Regions from separate parts of the Homo sapiens genome. Here region 2 is linked to region 1. Evidence: chromatin loops called from intact Hi-C (ENCODE). Cell type or tissue: mammary epithelial cell. All regions are shown on one strand.

Region 1 (8,000 bases):
GCACTTGCATGAAACACCTGCACACAACAATTGCCAAGGGCCAAGGAGCTGTTTGAGACGCCATATCCTGTTGGGCATTGTTTCAAATGAAATCAATGACTCTTCCCTGCATTAAAACAATGTTTTTCAGGAATCAAAAAGAAAGAGAGAAGGAGACCAACAAGGAGCCTTGCTTTAGAGAAGGAGCCCATGTGCAGCCACCACCCTGCCCACAGCATGTGCCCCGTGCAGCCAGGCCCTCCCCGCTGCCTGCTTCCTCCTGTGGGCCGGAGGGACAGCAGTGAGATCCCGGGTAGAATGCCAGGAGGAATCTGGGCAGCTGCATGCTTCTTGAGCATCTTCTCCCTCCTTGCTCCTGTGTCAATTTTTCCTTCTTTTCTTTATTCACTCAACAAACTGAATCTGAGTTGAGTGCCATTATGTGCCCAGCACTGTGCTTGGCACTGGGACACAGACATGTTCTTTGCCCTCATGAAATTTATAGCCCTCTATCCCCTCTTCTTTTCCTGCCTCCTTTTCTGCCTTGCTCTCCATTTATTTGTTCCTCCTCTTTTCCTTATACTTTTAAATTTTCATGTATTAAAGAGCCACATGTTTTTTCTTTTTGAAAGATGTTTCCATGTCAATATTTCATTTTCTGGACTTACACAGAAAGGACTTAGAGTTGGGAGGCTTTGCCATGGCCTATGGGCCCACTCCATGTTCCCAGTGGCCTCAGCTCTTCCTTGGAGAGGATAAGGCAAGACCTCAAGTCTATATCAAGAAATGTGGGAGCCATGCATTCTCCACATCTGTGCTCTTGCTACTGGCTGCAAGGAAATTGGTGCTGCTCAGAGAAGTGGACAAGCTCCAGGGAGGGATGAAGAATAAGTGTGTGTGTGTGTGTGTGTGCGCATATGTGTGTAGGGGGTATTTGAGGGAGATGGCATAGAGAAACACTGACTAGAGATGTTACAAGTCCCCCAAACTCAGTTGGACCACTTGACTCACCCCTGGATGCAGCCCAAAAATTTGCTCTTGGAAGTGCTTCCTGACTGGCTTGGAATACTTGTCCTTAACTCCATCAGGATGCCATGGGTCTTAAGATCTTTTCTATATTGGAATGTTTGGGGCAATTAGACTTAAGTCCAAGGCCCTGCCTCTGCCTGAATGATCCAAGCATGGGTTCTCTTCATCGGTGTGAACAGTAGGCTTTGCCTCTGCTTGAGTCATTGCTTTTCCTTGCAGAGAAGGCACAGCTGCATTCCTGCCTTCTCTGAGATCCTGCCTGCTGGATGGCCAAGGGGCTTGGGCCAGAGTGAAGAGGGGAATTTAAAGTAGTGCACTTCAAACTATTCATAATGAAAGACTTACGTATGTTGTTTTGTTTTTTATTTCCAATCTCTTGTGGACTGATAATCTTTTAAAGAAAAAACTTTAAAAATTTTTAAATGGACAAATAATAATTGTACATATTCACAGTGGTACATAGTGATGCTCCAGTATTATAAAGTGTAGTGATCAGGGTAATCAGCACATCCATCATCCCAAACATTTGTCATTTCTTTGTGTTGGGAATATTCAATATCCTCCTTCTAGCTACTTAAAACTATGTGACATATTATTGTTAACTACAGTCATCCTATGGTGGTATAGAACACTAGAACTTATTCCTCCTATCTGGCTGTAATTTTGTGTCCTTTAACAAATCTCTTCCTATCCCTCCCTTCCCCCTACCCTTCCCAGCTTCTTGTATCTTCTGTGCTACTTTTACCTTTACCAACGTTTTTTTTTTTGAAGTTTCCACATATGAGTGAGAACGTGGTATTTAACTTTCTGTCTCTAGCTTATTTCACTTAACACAATGTCCTCCAGTTTCATGCATGTTGCTGCAAATGACTTGATTTCATTCTTTTTTATGGCTGAATAGTACTCCATTGTGTGTATGTACCACATTTTCTTTATCCACTCGTCTGTTGTTGGATGCCTGGGTTGATTCTGTATCTTGGCTATTGTGAACAGTGCTGCAATAAACGTGGGGGTGCAGGAGTTTCTTCAATATAATTATTTCTTTTCCTTTGGATAAATACATAAAATACAACAGAAATAAAATACTAGAAAAATGAAAAGGAAAACAACATTCAAAACACAAGCTCTAATTTTTTATTGTTAGATTTGATAAATATTAAATTGCTTTGAAAAATTGTCATAGTAGTTCCCAACACTGTTTCTGTGCTTTTCTTGTTGCTAACCAGTGATGGATTGTGGGTAGATAGCAGTCTGTGGACTGGTCTCCACCGCCTTCCCTTGTCCGCACCCCTGCCCCACGGGGTAGCCATCTCCTGCCTTTGGCTGGAGGGCAGGAACATTGGTGGGCTGAGGGCAGGCTGTGGAGATTCTTCCCCATGGTGTGGGGTAGTGAGCGGAAATCCCCACATGAGTCTGATGTGTGTTCTCTAAGATTTAGCGTGTCTTAGTTACCAATTTCGGTACTAAGGAGCCCAATCTTCTCAAGTTGGTTTTGGGTACAGGACTCATCAACCACAGAAAAGCCACAGTGGTAGACATAGGAATGGCAGAAGCCAGGGCAGTTTCAAGGACCTCAGCAGGCCAAGTTCATGGACCCTTACTTAGGGCCCTCCTGTTAACGTGGCTTAGCTTCCAGCTTTCTCAGTCTCTTGACATAAATCATCAAGACAGAGATTCTGTGGATTCAGTGAGGAAAAAGTTCACCTTAGTTCAATTAGCGGCGGGCCAAGAGATGGCGTCTCAGAGCCTGCTCTGCTCTGTAGGGGCTGTGGAAACCAACTCTCTGAGAAAGGAGTTAATGGCAGATTGGGACCCAGGGCAGATCTGGGTGCAAGCTGCTGCCTGTGGAAAGTTCGAAACAATGTCCCAGTTCTCAAGCAGGAGAAAGGTTTTAATCATTCAACTGTAGGGAGAAATTCCTGGCTCTGCCCTGTGCAATCAGCTCATCCTCCTGGGTCTCTAAGTGTGCTGAAATGTTGCTTCCTTGCTCCTGGTGTAACCACTCACTTAGCAAGCAGGAGCCTCCGTGGAAGGCGCTGACCTGTGATTTATGTGCCATAAAAGGGCCGGGATGTTTGATGCCTGTACTTCTCTGCCTGAGAAGAAACATTAAATGAGAGCGAATGGACCCTAGGCTCCTAACGTGGCTGCTGCTTTCCGAATGCGCGCACAGGCGCTCCATTTCATTCTGGCTCCCTGGCCGGGCCGAGCTGATTTTCACCCTGCAGATCTTAACGAAGCTCAAACACTGCCACAACCACAAGAAGCAGAAAGGAAAGGCCCAGCAGCCACTGTTTTCCTCTTCTCATACTGTCACCACGGGAGGCCTCTTGCCATGAAGGTGTTTAAAACTTCCAAAGTTAAAAACACAATGTGAAGCAAGAATCCAAGCTGATGACACCATTTCAAACGGTTTAGCAATCCATAGTTCCAGATGGAAGTTCAGATAGGAGGGCTCCTTGACTTTGTACTGAGCAGTTTCTTATAGAGGCAGAGTCCACTTGAATCCAGAATGTCTGTATTTTGCTTTAACTGGTCAGCTGGTGGAGAGGGCCCTGGATTGGGTGGCTCTGGGTCTCTATCAGAAGCAGACTGTAGGTGGCACTGCAACGCAACTTTGGTGCACCGCAGCGCGTGATAGCGCGCAGAAAACCGGGGGAGATTTAGTGCTCCGAGAAATTCAAGCCCTTTAGGGAAAGGAGCACAAAAATCACCACTTAGAAGTTGCTGTAGAAGCCTTGGGGCCACTGACCATCCTCTCCAGGGACCGAACGGCTAAATGGCAAGGATGATGTGGTGGGGAATGTGTACCTGGCGATGGTTTGCAAAATCTTGACGTTAAAAATCACCACTGTTTCATGTGTGTGGGAAATAAGAAGGCAGGGAGACAGAATGAAAAGCCTGAGAAAACACAATAAGGGTGAGAGAGAAATGGATTTTTAAATGACTATTATTATTGTTTTATTTTGAAGGAGAGTTTGAAGTACATGAATTCCCTCTGCATGTATACTCCCACCTGACCATTGAATTAAGGTGGGTACAGTTAATAGTTATAATAGAGAATCATGGTAAATAACACTGATTGAGGGTACTTTATTCATGAGTGATAAGATGAATCAAGAAAGAAAAATTAAGGGAAGCGTCATGAAATGTCTTTTCTCGTGGGCCACATGCTCTAATATTTGGGCTAATTCTAGTCTTATGCTATAAGAAATCACTTAGTCTACAGTTTTGTGGACTTAGTTCAGAAGTGGATGCTTTTGGAGACGAATGTAAGGTCCTCCTCTGAACCTCATTTTCCCATTTGCAAGGATTCGTTCTGTCTATTTCTATTTCTAATGGTTTTCAAAGTGTGATTCTGGGAACAGTAGCATTGGTATCACCTGGGAACTTGTTAGAAATGCAAATTTCTGAGCCCCACTCCAGACCTTCTAAATCAGAAACTCTGAGGATGGGGTGTAGCAATGTGTTTTAGCCAGTCCTCCAGGTATTTCGGATGCATGCTGATGTTTGTGCACACCTGCTGTAAGGAGTCCCTCAGATATGTATGGGGGAAAAGTGAGGATAGATTACTCAGGAAACATTGAACCCTTACGATGTTTATTAATAGCTGAGTGATATATGCTGGGGTTACAATGAAGAAAACATGGTTCTTCTCTCAAGCTGTTTATAATTTAGTGGGAAAACAGGCATACTTACAATGCTAAATGGAATAACTACTCCTTGAAAATACTAATTCTGCCTAGAAAGAAGGGAGGAGAAAGGCTTATAGGGTGGTGGGGAACATTTGAGCAGAGTCTTGAAGGATGAGAAGATTTAATGAGGCAGAGAAGGGCTTGTAGCTTTTATTATTTATTTTTACTTATTTATTTTTTTGAGATCAAGGCTCATTCTGTTACCCAGGCTGGAGTGCAGTGGCATGGTCAGGGCTCATTGCAACCTCAACCTCCCAGGCTCAAGTGATCCTTCCACCTTAGCTTTCTGAGTAGCTAGGACTACAGGCCTGTGCCACTATGCCCGGCTAATTTTTGTATTTTTTGTGGAGACAGGGTTTCAGCATGTTGCCCAGGCTTGTCTTGAACTCATGGGCTCAAGTGATCTGCCCGCATCGGCCTCCTAAAGTGTTAAGATTACAGGTGTGAGACACCACGCCGGGCCTGCTTGTAGCTTTTAAATGTTGTTTAATATTGCCAGAGAGTTTTGTCCACCTCAAACCATCAAGGAGCCAAACATATTGAGAGAGATTGAGTTTTCTTTCCCCTACATTTGGTTAAAGACATGGGCTTTGAGAATCACTTATTGAGAGGGAAAATCTGGCTAGCCTTGGACTTTTGCTCAGTGCCAATAGTCAATGAAGTAATGTCTACAAATTTCTGAGGAAAAGAGTGACTCAAAAATATTATATCCAGCCAAGGAGTTGGTCAAATATAAAGATAACAGGTAAACATTCTTATGTATTGACCCAAGAATTACAGGGTGTACAAACACTTCTTGGAAAAAAAGTTAGTGACAAGATGAAGCCACACAAGAGGTAAAAATAAAGGACAAAGTGAAGGACTCAGGAATGAAACAGTCACAGTAAAAGACTGGTAGTGGGCATTCAATTCATGTAAATGTAAGAACTAAGTCTAAACAAAAGTAGAAAATGGTAACAGAATAGAGAATTAATGTTATAATCCTTATCAGGGAATATGGGTGGGAGTGTGAGAGTACCAATTTCCTCATCTTTCTTAGCAGAAAGTTTTTTTGTTTTTTGAATGACTAGCCACTTTATTTTTTTTAATATTTTTTTTCTTAACGTAGAAGGCTCTTTTAAGAAATAATAACTTTACTGGCAAGGAAACGTTTATTTGAAGTTTATTCTCCTTCACTTTCTTCAGTTTCTTTATCCTTTTTTAAGTAAAACAAAGTTTTCTAACTTTCCAAAAATTAAAGCTAGCTAATATAGAATAATCTCATTTTAATTAGCTTATTTCTTTTCTTCCCTTCCATTGATCCATCCATCTTTCTATCCATTCTTGGCTAATTTCTTTTACTCTCATGGTTTTAATTTAATTTAATTTTATTATTATTATACTTTAAGTTTTAGGGTACATGTGCACAATGTGCAGGTTTGTTACATATGTATACATGTGCCATGCTGGTGTGCTGCACCCATTAACTCGTCATTTAGCATTTGGTATATCTCCAAATGCTATCCCTCCCCCCTCCCCCCACCCCACAACAGTCTCCGGAGTGTGATGTTCCCCTTCCTGTGTCCACGTGTTCTCATTGTTCAATTCCCACCTGTAAGTGAGAACATGCGGTGTTTGGTTTTTTGTCCTTGTGATAGCTTACTCTCATGGTTTTAACTATTATCTCTTTGATCACGATGTTCAAATATTTATTTATTTATTTTTTTTTAGAGATGGAATCTCACTCTGTCACTGAGGCTGGAGTGCAATGGCACAATCATAGCTCACTGCAGCCTCAAACTCCTGGGCTCAAGTGATCCTCCTGCCTCAGCCTCCTGAGTTGTTGGGATTACAGGCTCACACCATCACACCCAGCTAGTTTATTTTTATTTTTGTAGTGATGGGCTCTCCCTGTGTTGTACAGGCTGGTCTCAAACTCCTGGCCTCAAGTGATCCTCCCACCCCAGCCTCCTGAGTTGTTGGGATGGCAGGTAGGAGCCACTGCACCTGGCTCAAGTATTTATCCCTGATGATTCTTCTGAGTTGCAGAATTATGTATACAATAGCCCACTGGATGGACAGCTCCACTTGGATGTCCAATGGACACTTCAACATGTTCAGAACAAGACTCATTTTCTTCAGCTTCCAAATCCAAATTTGCTGCTCCTCTTATATTTTCTATCCTGGTTCATGATATTACCATCAACTTGGTCATCCAAGCCAGAAACTTGGAATCATCTTAGATTCCTTATCTCTTCATCCTTCTCATCCAATCAACCATTAACACCGCATCCAAGCCAGAAACTTGGAATCACTCTTGATTTCTCATCTCTCTTTCAAGCTTCCCATCCAACCGGTCAACATCGCTTCCTAAATATTTACTTTTCCCTCTTCTCCTTATCCTAGCTATCCTTGATCTAGGACAGAGCCTCACCAGGGTCTTTGATAATAACTTCAAACTTGTCTGTAGGCCTTCTTGGCTTTTCTTTATATTCACTTCCATTGTTTATATTCCTGCCAGAATGATCTTTCTAAAATGCAAGTTTATCTTGTTATTCCCCAGCTAGCATCCTTCAAAGGTTCCCTATTTCCCTAAGGATAAATTGCAGGCTACTTAAATACACCATCTTCTGTCTCTGGACTAATAGGCAATAGGCACTATTTTTATCCCTGACATGCTGTGATGTGGACAGCTGCTGGTTCTTCTGCTTATAATTGTTTTGTGTCTGTTATGGCCTGGATGACACTTGCTTATTTGTTGAAACACAGCTCAAGGGTCACTTCAGGAAGTTTTCCCAGACCTTGGACTAAGGTTTTCTCCTCTGTACTCAGTAGCACCTTTCACATATCTCAGTTGTAGCACTGAGCATTTAAGAACTGTTTATGTGCTGGTCTCTCCTACTATCACTGCAAGTTCCTCCATGTTAGGAACTGTGTGTGTGTGTGTGTGTGTGTGTGTGTGTGTCTGTGTGTGTTCGTTCACAGTGCCTACTGTACAGCATGGCACATAGTAGGTTTACAAAGACTATTGAAGTGAACTAAGCAATCCTGGTACATCTTTCTATCAATGCCATATGTACTCCCTCTCTCCCTTGGGCACAATTGGATAAACACCAAATTCAATAGTGCTCCATTTTTCTGAACTCTGGGCAGACTGCCTTCCTTCTGTGGACACATTCTTTCTTCAGATATGTTAATACTATTGATTAAGTCACAGCTTTCTTTTAGAGCAATCACATTCCAGTCATGTCTCTGTAGGCTGCATCCTAGACTCTTTAATTAGATTTCTTCATTCCTTCATTCATTAGTTCACTTATT
Region 2 (8,000 bases), 190 kb after region 1:
GATGGTTTTGTAGGTGTGTGCCTGTGTCAACGCATATTAAATTTTATATTGTAAACACATGAAGTGTATTGGATGCCAATTATATGCCAATAAAGCTATTTTAAAAATTGCTTCTGGTGGAATAGAGTCTTAGTTTAGGCTGCTATAACAAACCACTATGGACTGGGTAGCTTCAATAACAGAAATTTATCTCTCACAATTCTGGAGGCTCAGAAGTCAGCAGATCCAGTGTCTAGTGAGGGCCCTCTTCCTGGATTAGAAATAGCCATCTTCTCTTTGTATCCCCACATGGCAGAAACCAGAGAGAGAGCATCTCTGTCATGTCTTTTCTTATAAGGGCTCTAATCCCATTCAAGAGGGCTCCACCATAATGATATAAAAACTTCTGGAGGCCCCACCTCCAAATACCATGACATTGGGGATTTAGGTTTCAACTTATAAATTTGGTGAGGGAGACACAAATATTCAGTCCATAGCAGAGTCCTGCCCATCACCCTATATGTCCTACCTCATTTTCCAGCTTCCCGCCACTAAAGGATGATCATCCCCGATTTTGTTCCTCAAGTACAATCGGTCTTTTGCCATGGTAGACGCTGAGATTTAATTGCTTCCTCTGGAAGTACAGAAACTATTTTAACCGGGCTACTGTTCCCTCCTGGTTAATTCCCTGAGCCTCCTGAGTGCTGCAGACAAGTTTGTCCTCTTTTTCTATTTCACACCATTTTAAGGGTTGCCTCCCTCACAGTCCAGTGGCATGTTTTGGATAGACAGCAGCCGATTGGGCACCTGTATTACTGTCTGTCTGGGCCATGACTCACCAGCCCCAATGATAACAATCCTTAGACCTTTGACATGTTTTCAGGATGCTTTTCAAAATACCTATTGGTTCCACAAAGGAAGCCCTGAGACAGTGAGTGACCCACCAGTGTTTGCCTCTTCTTCTCTTGTGTATTTCTTTCATTACTCTCCAAGGTGCTTTAATATTAGGTAGTTCCAGATCAGCAGTAAGAAATGCAAACAAATACCCTCCTCAGAAGTTCAGCATTATTTTACTGTCTTTGAAATATTTTCAGAACTTAAGGGAGAATCAGGAATGAGTCCCTGGAATTATATAGATGTGGGACATCATTGACCAGCTGAGGTAATGACTGTTCTTCCATCTTGCAGAAACAACAGGTCAAGGCTCTGAGTGGTTAAGTAAATAGCTAAGACCTTGAGCTAGAGCAGGGAGACTCAAACCCGTGCTGGTTTGTGGACAAGGGAAGAAATGGAGAGCAATTGTTTAGAAACGTTCATAGCAATATGATGGAATAGTTTTATGACATAATAACAAAAAAGTTGAGCTTGTATTTTATATGCCTGTTATTTTTAACTCTTTTCTAATAATTCATTTTTGTTTATTCTACAAAATTGAGGATTCATAGTAGATTGGAAATTTTAGAAAAAATCAGCGGGCCCTTTATCACAGATTTCTTGAGAAGCACTCAACTAATTTCATGGTCTCTGCAGGGCGGTTCTGGGTGCCTTCCTTCCAGTGAAGATCATGAGTACCTTCCTTCCAATGGAGATGATGGGTGAACTGTGGAGAGATGGAGACAGTGCCAGGGAGGAGGATGTCCCCTTCATCTCTGGTTCCTTTTCCTTTTCCTCCACATGCATCCCTGGAGAAGCACTCCACCAATAGCAAGCAGAGTTGAGACTAGAATAGAGGAGAATGCAGTTAGAGAAGGGCTTGGAAATGGCAAGGTTGGCAGGAAAAGCTTTGTGGTTATCACCTAGCATGCTGACTTAGGCAAATGCCCTGTACTCTGGACCTCAGGAGCAGGTGGAGGAAGCAGCTGAGAAATATCTCACTAGTTTGGAATGAAGCTGGAATTGTGAGTTCCACTATGTTTAAGACGCTCGTATAACCTAAGAGGAGGGAAAAAAAGGCTGCCTGTCATCACCCTGTAGTGTGAGGCTAGACATCGACATATTCCGACGGAGTCACTGATCAGAGGAACTTCCCTTTAAAAACATGGAGGGATCAGCACACTGCACAGGTACATTGTAGTGAAAAGAGATGGGATCAGAAAAGGGCTGAGCCTAAGATGGCCTCATTATCTGTCTTAAAATGGGGAGATCCAAGCAGCTGAAAGGCATCAGGAAGATGTCACCATCTCATTTCACAGCTGTCTCTGCTGGTCCCTGTTTGCTTTTGTTTCAGTAAATCGTAGTGTGAAGTAATGTTCATGTTCCCAGGGGACATGGAACAGCCTACTGCCCTGCTTGCCTTTGAAGCAGTTAGCTGACAACACCTTCACTATCACATCTTCTGGAGAGGTGGCAGAAAGAGATGATGCCTTCCTTTTGTTGACTTTCATACATGATTATATGTCTGGACACTCTTACTGACATCAATGTGCTTGTTGACTGGGAGGACAGGATCAGGTTGAGTGGGTTCAGGCTTTTTACTATGAGAAAAGCTTTTGCTCTTTACTTCGGGAAATGAAGGAAACACCCAGCCCTCTTGCTTGTTTGTTAAATTAAAGGGTGACTTCTGCATCGTAAACTGCCCTGGAATATATCTTGGTTTTGACTTGGGTAATGATGCACACATGCCTCAGTGTGCCTGCCCTGTGGCCTTATTATTATTTAGTCTGACATGTTGGGATTTGGGAGAGGGTTGAGATTAGAGCTTAGGGCTTATGTTGGTTAGCACCATCATGGGAGGAAGGGCCTGCAGCATGGTGAGCTACAGTCAAAGAGAAGCAGAATTGGAAACTCAGCTACCTTTCCCTCTTGTGCTAAACCCAAGTTTGTGACAATGCAGTCAGAATTAGTTACTTTCGGGGAGGATTTGCAATATCTGGACCCAACTGCAGTAGCAGTAAAGAGATTGACAAAGGAGGGCAAGCATAACATGTAAACTATTCCCAATGAATGGTTTAGAAACTCGTAAAGCCAAACTGGCACTTTCTAGGGATGAAGTGACGGACCTACCGCGACTAGGGAGACCAGGCTGTGGTTCTAGGTGTTTAGCTCTCCCAGTTTGTCTGTCCTGAAATAGCCAGAAACAAAATTCAACCCAGTGTCACTGCTCCCCAAAATTTACAATCTTATTGGCTAATAAGACTGGCCCAGCATGAAACAATGGTAATAAGTGCAGATTGTGGCCAAGATGACAGGTAATAGAGTTGTGTCAAAATACAGGGGCTGACGTGGGTCAGAGGAGACAGGGAAGGCTCCTGGGAAAGTTGGACTTGAATTGGCACTGAGTCCTTCCCTCGTTTGGATTCAGATGGGGTTTGAGTCCTAGATTCACCAGGACTTACTTTGAGCAGGTATATAAGATCTCTGAACATCAGCATTCTCATCTACAAGATGGGGAAAATAGTAACAATGTCCTAGGCTTTTTGCGAGCATTAAATGACATAAAGTACCTAGCGATTAAGTGGTCAGTAATGTTAGATCATCCATTACTTCCATGGCTACAAAGAATTCCCTCTTTCTGGGACTGGCTCACGAATCTGGCCACAACATTCAAATTTGTAAGGCTGCTATTTCTGCCTGGGGTGAGGTGCCTGGGTGGTGGTGGGAGTGGGGAGTGGTATAAACAAACCATGAGCTGCTTTTCCTAACTATGTACCCAGTTCCCCTAACTGAATTACAAGTGTCTCTTTTTTTTTTTGGAGACAGAGTCTCACTCTGTCACCCAGGCTGGAGTGCAATGGCGTGATCTTGGTTTACTACAACATCTGCCTCCCAGGTTCAAGTGATTCTCCTGCCTCAAGCCTCCCAAGTAGCTGGGATTACAGGTGCCCGCCACCACACCCGACTAATTTTAGTATCACAAGTGTCTCTTAAACTAGAAAATCTAAGGCATAGCTTGCATTGAGAGGGATATTTTGTCCAAGTACTCACTTGGCTGAAAAGACCAGTTTTCATCACAAAGCTGATATCACATTTTTGAGCTGCTTGGCTTCCCTTCCTAGCCTCTCCTAATTTGTAAACATTTCTCAATTTTACTATACACAAAATAGGAAGTTATGAAATCCCAGCTCTGAGCTTGAGTGCTGTTCATTCTGGAAAAGCAGGCCTAGGAATCGGTTGATTTTAAACTAATTTTAATCAGTAAGAACTTGGTCATGAACCGAGAAGAAATATAGCATAATGGTTAGGAGCAGGGACTCTGGGTTCAGACCACCTGGACTTGCTTCCTGGCTCTGTCACCTTGCTATCTGCATGACTTTGGGTAAGGTATTTACTCTCTGTGCCTTAGTTTACTCATCTGTTAAATGGGAAAATAATGGTACACATCTCATAGTGTGGTTGTGATGAGTAAATTAGTCAACATATATGTGAAGTGCTTAGAGCAGTAAGTGGCTGATGTAAGTCCTAAATATGTGTTAGCCATCATTAATATCATTATGTCCTGGTGAAAAGGGGAGAGGGAAGGTTTAAGGCCCTGATGGATGCGGTCCCCCTAAACAAGAGGGCACTAAGAGAGCCAGCACCAGCTGGGCCTGGCAACAGTGGGAGGCAGGGAAAAGAATACTCTTAGGAAGGTATGGCCCAACTGCCAGATCCTAGTGAGAGAGCCCAGGTTGAATCAATGACAGGAATCTGCCAGCAGAGAACCCCTTTAGAATTTGACTGTCTCCATTCCAGAATTCTGGGCTTCCTGGGACATAGCCTCTCTGCCAGCCTGCCCAAAACCTTTTTCAGTAAGGATGACACACTTAGACAGGGCTGACTCAGTAACAGGCCCTTTGTTCTGTCTCCTGGACCTCTGGGTGCCACTGTCTGTACATGTCCAGCTTGGCAGGCAGCTGGCATCCTAAGGATTCAGGTCGTTATCAGCTGGACACTGACTAAACAGAGCCCCTCCCAGCCAAGTGATGTGTGAGGCAGTGCACGTAGGCCTGCATACCTCATATCTCTGCCCGGGCAATTACAACCCAACCACCCTGCCCCATTCCAAGGCAGCTGGAGCCAGCTAGGGCACAGCGTTTGGGGCAGAAGCCAGGTATTTTTCCTCCTTTTATCCTTTTTGATTCCGTAGGCATTTTCTTCTAAGCTCAGGATCTAACTGCAATGTCCCACATGGGAAAACAAACCTGAGAGGCAGGAACTAGGCCGTGTCTGCTCATGATGCTGCCTTTTACTGCTCTGAAATGGAGCCAAAAAAAGGCGCAGCCTCTGTCCTCCAGGACAGAAAAGCTAGAAGCAGTGTGTCCTTTCCCTAGCCGCTGTTTGCCTTTTGAGCATGTTGCATATACCCGCACATTAGTGGTGCACTGTCTAGTCTGGTGTTCAGATCTATATTTAAATACTACTGTGGGATTCAGAGTCCAAGTGTGTAAAGTGCAAGCCTGGGCTTGGCCAGGCATCAAGGTTTGCGGCCTACCCAGTGGGTCCTTAAAGCTGGCCTCTTGCATCAGAAGTGATCCCATGCACTTCTGATGACAGTTTGTGACAACTCCCTCTGGTTTGGGAAGTCTCCCTGTGCATGTTCTCTTATCTCAGCCGAGAGGACCACGTGTGAATATTAACAATTGGTACCATTTATTGGACGCTTGCTCTGCACCAGACAGTATGCTGAAGGTACTTTCTATAACAATTTCCTGTACCCATCTCCCATCCCCAGTGCTTCAATGGAGGTAGTGGATCAATTCTGCTTTACAGATGAGGACACTGAGATGCAGTGACATTAGGTAACTTAAGGTCACCCAAGTAGGAAGTGGTAAGGTCAATATATATATATTTTTTGAGACAGAATCTCACTGTGTCTCCCAGGCTGGAGTGCAGTGGGGGGTGCTCTGGGCTCACTGCAACCTCCACCTTCCAGATTTAAGCGATTCTCCTGCCTCAGTAGGAATAGCTGGGATTACAGGCGTGGGCCACCATGCCTAGCTGATTTTTGTATTTTTATTAGAGACGGGGTTCACTATGTTGGTCAGGCTGGTCTCGAACTCCTGGCCTCAGGTGATCTGCCTGACTTGGCCTCCCAAAGTTCTGGGATTACAGGCATGAGCCACCGCACCCGGATGGACCAGTACTTGGACAGTTTGATCCAGAGCATGTTCTGCAGCATCTCTCTGCTTGTGTCTCTCCAACAATTAAACCAATGCCTGGGAATTATCATCCTCATTGTGATGATTTTTATCAGCCAGCAGGGGCCAGAAGCTTCTATGTGGTGGACGCATTTGGCTAATTTGCTGTGCCGTTGGTGATAGGGAGAATAACACACACAAAAAAATTGAGTTATTTCCTTACTGATTTCTATTAGTTTGATTCAACAAATATTTAGTGAGCATTTGCATTGTGCAAGGCAGAACTAGCAAAGAGGGCTGCTACAAGGTAATTGCTTTCAAAGAGCTGGCACTCTAGAAAGAGAAATTGTCTTTCCAAATTCCCAAGATGGCCCACAAGGCCATCCTCTTCAGTCTCTTAAGGGCCGTCCTCTTCAGTCACATTGCTCTGCATTCCCCTCCTTTGTCTGAAGCCTCCTCCAAGTCCTTTTGTTTGGGGAGCTCCCTACTAGCCCAGGGCCTTGCACCTTCTGTTCATCAGCCTGAAATACTTCACACCTCTGCCTGGTTAACTCCTCATCCTTCAGGGGATTCTCTCCCACTCCCATAGAATAGGTCAGGTTCTCCCCTCTCATCTCATCACAGGTCCCTCTACTTTTAATTTTTGCAATTATTTGATTAATCTGTTACTGATGAGGGCACAGATGCTTTTGTTGTTCACCCCTGTATTCCCAGCACATAATAGGTGTTTGCTAAATATTCTTAAGGGAATGAAGATTACAGATTATTTATTCAAGCAAAAACTGGGGCATGTTAGTCCCCAGTCCCCCAAGAAGCAGACATCAAGACAAGATCAAACATGGCAGGATTTTAGTAGTGTGAAAGTCTACGAGAAAGTGGCAAGGGAGCTAAAGGAAGGTAAAACAGTCGTCACACTGTAAGTCTGATCCTAGAGTGAAGAAAGGAAGGCTGAGTGGAGTGTTGTGTTTTTTTTTTTTTTCCTTGAGACGAAGTCTCACTCATTGCCCAGGCTGCAGTTGAGTGGAGTGATCTCAGTTCATTGCAACCTCTGCCTTCCAGGTGCAAATGATTCTCCTGCCTCAGCCTCCTGAGTAGCTGGGACTACAGCCACACACCACCATACCTGGCTAATTTTTGTATTTTTAGTAGAGATGGGGTTTTGCCATGTTGGCTAGGCTGGTCTCGAACTCCTGAGCTCAGTTGATCTGCCCGCCTCAGCCTCCCAAAGTGCTGGGATTACAGGCATGAGCCACCGCACCCAGCCTGGGTGGAGTGCTTTATACCTTCCTCTGCAGTCTGAGGAAAGTTTGGCAAGGCCGTGGAGGACTTTAGGCCAGACAAAGTCAACTGAAGGTTGGGAGCCCATAGGAGGTGGGACCTGGCCCTGGGCTTCCGGAGCTCAGCACCTGAGGCGCTCTGTTAATTACGCACTCCTTGTGGATGGAAGGCTGGGGGCTCATTCTCCTGGCTGCCACGTGGGGGTTCTGAGAGGCGAGAGGAGGTGGCTTCTGGTGTATAGAAGGAGAAAAATTACCAAAGACATGTCTTCCGTAAAAAGGTAGGACATCTTACTTTTGAGGCTCAGTAAGTATCTGTCGAACATGTAGCATTCTTTGACACTGTGGAAGACACTATAGGTTTGAGTACACATGGGCTCACTTCAAAAAACTTATGAGCTAATTAAGAGACAAAGTAAACTCACATACATGCTCCTGAATCTCAGTTTTCTCGTTTCTGAAAAGGAGATAACACCACTTACCTCGTGTGACATGTGACAGATCCAGTAACTTCTGTGAATAGGGTAGGTGCTCAACAAGTAAGATTTGAATATGAGTTTAAAAAAATAATAATGCATTGGCCTCTCCACCTTTTCAGTTTTTCTAGTCATTTCAACAGGGTCGACACCTTTTAAAGTAACTTTTGGGTTAGGAAGTGTGTTTTCCTTGTAATTAATCAGTAGTCCTC

The links. Hi-C counts contacts between places; a loop is a spot of excess contacts. Peaks named below come from ENCODE experiments on the same cell type or tissue, not always from the same donor. Only the 100,000 strongest peaks of a DNase experiment are listed, where the experiment ranks them.
Region 2: a loop joins it to region 1, with 4 times the contacts of the local background. A loop is called at or near these places in 2 of 110 quality-filtered maps.

What each region holds. Positions count from the first base shown.
Region 1 is chr14:34,223,800-34,231,799 of GRCh38, reverse strand. No RefSeq gene overlaps it. Among named protein-coding and RNA genes, the nearest start is that of EGLN3-AS1, 190 kb to the right of the region's middle. In mammary epithelial cell, a CTCF peak has its summit at 3,602 (motif pointing right); no DNase peak of the experiment used is centred here.
Region 2 is chr14:34,032,679-34,040,678 of GRCh38, reverse strand. EGLN3-AS1 (EGLN3 antisense RNA 1) reads right to left here and starts at 698. Exons shown (of 3, transcript NR_184209.1): 1 at 509-698. All of the region lies in intron 5 of LOC102724945 (a long non-coding RNA gene), which reads left to right. In mammary epithelial cell, no CTCF peak of the experiment used is centred here; a DNase peak (open chromatin) is centred at 4,808; H3K27ac peaks cover 1,959 bases.